Regions from separate parts of the Homo sapiens genome. Here region 1 is linked to region 2. A link is a contact called in ENCODE Hi-C or POLR2A ChIA-PET data. All regions are on one chromosome and are shown on one strand. The core of a region is the stretch at or near the end of the contact, and the rest is flanking DNA. Distances in the headings are between cores, read along the strand shown.

Region 1 (2,700 bases), core at 73-2,572, 120 kb before region 2:
GGGGTGCCTCCCAGTTAGGCTGCTCGGGGGTCAGGGGTCAGGGACCCCCTTGAGGAGGCAGTCTGCCCGTTCTCAGATCTCCAGCTGCGTGCTGGGAGAACCACTGCTCTCTTCAAAGCTGTCAGACAGGGACATTTAAGTCTGCAGAGTTTACTGCTGTCTTTTTGTTTGTCTGTGCCCTGCCCCCAGAGGTGGAGTCTACAGAGGCAGGCAGGCCTCCTTGATCTGTGGTGGGCTCCACCCAGTTCGAGCTTCCTGGCTGCTTTGTTTACCTAATAAGCCTGGGCAATGGCGGGCGCCCCTCCCCCAGCCTCACTGCTGCCTTGCAGTTTGATCTCAGACTGCTGTGCTAGCAATCAGCGAGACCCGTGGGCGTAGGACCCTCGGAGCCAGGTGCAGGATATAATCTCCTGGTGCGCCATTTTTTAAGCCGGTCCGAAAAGCGCAATATTCGGGTGGGAGTGACCCGATTTTCCAGGTGCGTCGATCACCCCTTTCTTTGACTCGGAAAGGGAACTCCCTGACCCTTGTGCTTCCCAAGTGAGGCAATGCCTCACCCTACTTCGGCTCGCGCATGGTGCGTGCACCCACTGACCTGCGCCCACTGTCTGGCACTCCCTAGTGAGATGAACTCGGTACCTCAGATGGAAATGCAGAAATCACCCATCTTCTGCGTCGCTTACGCTGGGAGCTGTATACGGGAGCTATTCCTGTTCGGCCATCTTGGCTCCTCCCTCTGGGAGAAATCTTAAACAACATTATGCTCAAGGGCAATGGGTCCCAGTAACAGCCCTAACGCTATGGGCTTTAGTTAGAGCGGCTCTGGTTCATTGCAACCAGAAGAGCCTAAAAAGGGGAAGGAGGAGGAACCATCACCTGCCTTACCACTTCCTCTTCCCTCAGCCCCAATATCACCAAGCCAAAATAACAAAGATGAATGGAGGTTTTGCCTGAGCTCCCTCCTCCAATAGATGGGAAAAAAAATGGGATATGCTCTAGGTATGGAACCCTGTCTTAAGCGGCATTAAAAGGGGAGCCGTTCACCTGCCCAGTAATGCAAGATCAACGAGGCAATCATAAACCCATTTTTTTTTTTTAACGCTTATAAAAAGATTTTGAAAAGCATCAGAGGCCAGAGTTGTGCGGCCAAGCAAGCAGTAGGTAGAAAGAAAGGCTCGGCAGCGGGGAAGCTCACAAATCCGCAGCCAGCTAATGCTCCTAGGAACTCAGCCTGCACAGCTGCTGCGACAGGAAGCCAGGCCCAGCTGCAGGAGCTAGACTGCTGGGGAGGGGCAGGAGGCACTTGCAGAAAGGTCCACCCAACAGGCAGCGGGAGGGAGCGGCACAGGAAAAAAAAAAAAAAAAAAAACCGACACAGGCAAAAGCGGCGCCTAGGCAAGCGCAACGCAGCCACCACCCTGGGGCCCACCTGCTTAGCTCTCCAGCTCCGCAGGCGGACCACAGCAAAATTTCATGTGCTCCTTGTATACAAGCGACATCCCAGATTATAATTCTATGCTAAGATTTAAGAAAAAATTTAAAATTTAAAAAACTTCTTTCTAATAATGGCCACTGTTATCTCTCTCTTACCCCTAACGTGACTCTCTCCAAATCCAATTTAAGTAAAACGGTAACCTCTAAAGGGAGAAAAATCACAAAAGGCCCATGAGTTAGTTAAGGAGCAATTAAGAGCAAACTTTGCTCCCCAGTAGAAAAAAAAATTCCTGATTGCAAGGTTATTCATTTTATGGATGATACTCTCTTAATAGTCCTTGAGATTCACCCATTTTCATCATTCCCAAAAAGTCTAGTAAATGTTTTAACTACAAAAGTAGTTCACTCCCCACACACCTAATGCTTTAACACTGTTTACTGATGGTTTGGGTAAACATGGAAAAGCGCTAGTCTGGTGGAGACCACGTAATTCAATCACTCGATCTGGGTTTACTAGCACTTAGAGAGCTGAGATTGGGGCTCTGATATTGTCCTTGGAAACTTTTTCCACTCAGCCCATCAATATAGTTAGCGATTCTGCTTACTCTATTTATTGCAGAACCTTGAGACAGCTCTAATTAAGTCCACTCTGGAGCCCGCCCTGTATGCTGTTTTTCTCTGACTTCAGCAATTGCTAGATCAACGTACACATCCTATTTTTATTACACACATTCCAGCCCACAGCTCACTGCCTGGCCCATTGGCTTATGGCAATGAACAAGCAGACATTCAGGTTATGACATCACTGCTTGACAAAGCCACCTAATGGCATCAATTTTTCCACCAAAATTGGAGAAACTTATCTAAGCAAATTCAACTTACCCAGAGACTGGCTAAACAAATTATCCTACAATGCCCAGATTTCGAGCTCACAGGCACATCTCCTCCTTCAACAGGTGTTAACCCTAGAGGACTAGAACCTAATCAGTTATGGCAAACAGATGTTACACACATCCCTGAATTTGGAAAACTAAGATATGTACATGTATCCGTTGATACTAACACTCATCTAATTAGTGCACACGTTCTTCCTGGAAAATCCACTGGAGATGTCATTAACTTTTGCACTTATGGGACAGCCCACAAAAATTAAAACTGATAATGGTCCAGCTTATGCCAGCTCACAATTTCAACAATTTTGTCACATGTGGAATAGCCAACATTCCACAGGCATCCCATATAACCCCCAAAGACAAGCCATGGTAG
Region 2 (2,700 bases), core at 180-2,679:
AGTTTGAGAAAGAGCTGGAAAAGTTATATTCTTCAAACTCTAACTTAAAGAAAGACTTTTTAGGAAAAATAGTGTAGCTTAAAATAGGCTTAAGTCAATAAGTATCAGTACATAGTTTCACTACATAATGGTAAAGTATGCAACTTGGAAAAAGATATAATAATTTAAATTATATTATAAATATAATCTGTTATTACTTTATAAAGTAGCATATAGAAGTTTTTTCTTCTCTCTAAACACACACATAACATATATACTTAGATATACATATTCTATGTAAAAATATATGGTAGAAATCAAAAGAACTACAATGAGAAATTAACAAAATCACTATTAGAGTTGGAGATTTCACCACATCTCTCAGTTACTGAAAGAACAAGGTAAAAAATAGCTTAGATTTAGATTTAGATTTTTCAAACATAATTAACAAGCTTACTTAAGAAACTTTATCTTACTTAAATAGAATTTGGAATCCAACGTTTATAAACTCTTCTCAAGTACTCATGGAGTAATTAGAAAACATTCATATGTACAAAGCCATAAAAAAGTCAAAATGTATCCCAAAGTAGGAAATATATAATTGATTCTCCCTGTCTTTTCATTATACCTTGCCACAAAAAATGTTATCTATGACTGAGTAAAGCATAGACCATTTGAAAAAGAGAATTATTTCTTCTTACACTTGTTGTAAAATGAAGCATAAAATGAAACTGATTCATGAAAATGTAAAGATTATTTTTGAGTAAATGCTTGTAAAATTGAGAAATTAATGTGTGCACATGTCTATGCTTTTTAAAATAGAGATAAAATCATATAATAGAGATTTATATCCTGGTTTATTTTTTACTAAATATTACTTCATAATAATTTTCTTATCTGACTGTCTTGTCTTTTAACTTAGGCCCAAACCCAGTCACCAAGTCATCCTCCAGCCAAGAAAACCAAGTATCTCCTCTAAATATCAATTTATGCCAAAAGACACCCAAGAATTAATTTTTAAAACCTGCTGTAGACAAAATACATTTTTTTGGTTCATACCCCAATTGTGGTAGAATAAAAGATATCCATTTGCTACCTAGACAGTTAAAGCATTCAGTTCTCAGTTTTCTGAATATGATTGATAACAACACTTCTGGTCTCAGGCAATTATTCTCTACTGAGATGGTGTGGTTACCAACTAGATACCTAGATCTTTCTCTAAAGAACTTCCCAGAAATCTCACCTTAATGGATGCTTCTTCCACAATAGTCTTCAGAAATCCTGGAGTCACTGTCTTGTTTAGGACAGAATCACTGTCCGTAAAGCTTTGGAGAGATTAAACTGCAGACTATTTTAATCTTGTAAAGGGCTGAGAAATGAAAGCTAACAAGGAAAAATGGCACTTGTTAGAGCCACTCTCAATCTTGATTGTAGATGGCCTTCTTACACTGTCCTAATTCCTAACTAGAAAGAAGTTATGTAATCATGAAACAATTTTGAAGCCACGCCTATCAGCCTTTGTAGCTTTCTATTTCAGATGTCAGAGAAAGTGGTCAGTTCCTCTTTGTAGTAAGTAATCTCAGTCACAAGGAGAAATGACAGTAAATGGTGCCTCTTCTTCGCTTTTTTGACTTACAAATACTTGCTGAAAGGAGTTTCAAACTCAGAACTTTCTTATAAAGCTAACTTACATATAGGTCATTAGAAACCGGTAGCCGCTTGAATAAGGATCTTAATATAAATTGGGAAAGGCAAAACACCAAAGTTTCTCCCTCCTTTCCTGTTCACAGAGTGGCAGGAGCAGGAGATCTTGGTAGAGATGTCTATTGCTACCAGAACTTGACTTCATCTCTTGGATAGGGGTGGGTCTACTGTGAAATTGTTTTTGTTTAAATAGTACCTACATATTCACCCAGTTATTAATAACTGATACACCTGGAGCTTGACAGAGGCAGAAAGTCATTATGAATATGTAAATCCTTATTCAAATAATTTGAAAGAGTTTCATACTAGTTGCTCTCTTGAGTATAATAACTGAGCTGCCTTACCTTGATTATTAAATTCATGATTACTCATGCTTTTTGCATTATTTATGGATAGTTGGTTCATATCATGACTGAAACCTTGAACATTCTGGAACAGCACTGAAACTCTGGAATGATAGGGGGCCTGATAAACCCTTTGTACTGCAATTTTTTTTTCCTGTGAAGAACAGTGGGTGCACTACAAAGTATCATAACTCTGAATTGTCAAATGAATGGTATCAGTTAGCAGACAGTGCTGTGGTTACCAACTAGCTGATCTGTAAGCAAAATGTGGTCATGACTGGAAAAGGATCCCAAAACAGCTAATAGGGGAAAATGATCCAAGGCCATCTACAGAGAAGAATAAAGCTGATTGTCTTAATCCAAACCAGCAGCATAGAGAGAGTTAAAGTTTGGATTTGGAAACTGTCTAAACCCCACTAAAGCAGGGTAAATCAGAAAAAACCAAGAGGATCTAGAATGACAGCCACTAACACATGTGGGTGTTCATTGTTTCAGTTTCTCTCTTATGCTGATGCTTCGAGCAGGTCTTAAGGTAAAGGGTAAAGAGGAACACAAGGAAACCTTATCAGGTGCCCCACTTCAGTGTTTGGGAACCAAAAGAGCTCACGACAGGAGTTACCATGTTTCAGGACAGCTTTCTGCCCTGATATGGTTTGGCTCTGTGTTCCCACCC

What was found. Hi-C counts contacts between places; a loop is a spot of excess contacts on that map. ChIA-PET counts read pairs that join two places held with the same protein, here RNA polymerase II (POLR2A). Pooled maps may share reads with other maps.
Region 1: a loop to region 2 is called in a pooled map, with 5 times the contacts of the local background. The contact joins the enhancer-like site here to the promoter of MNDA in region 2. A Hi-C loop is called at or near these places in 3 of 37 single-sample maps with no recorded cell type and 8 of 50 pooled maps. POLR2A ChIA-PET finds 5 or more read pairs at or near these places in 2 of 52 experiments (activated CD4-positive, alpha-beta memory T cell and activated naive CD4-positive, alpha-beta T cell).

Annotation. Positions count from the first base shown.
Region 1 is chr1:158,950,778-158,953,477 of GRCh38, reverse strand. All of the region lies in intron 7 of PYHIN1 (pyrin and HIN domain family member 1), which reads right to left. Among named protein-coding and RNA genes, the nearest start is that of PYHIN1, 21 kb to the right of the region's middle. RefSeq lists an enhancer at 1-813. Within about 2 kb of position 1,322, at least 3 of the 41 ENCODE cell types and tissues checked have a DNase peak (open chromatin) inside an H3K27ac peak, as active enhancers do.
Region 2 is chr1:158,830,080-158,832,779 of GRCh38, reverse strand. It overlaps MNDA (myeloid cell nuclear differentiation antigen), which reads right to left and starts at 1,429. Exons shown (of 7, transcript NM_002432.3): 1 at 1,223-1,429. It also overlaps a transcript of OR6N1 not described here.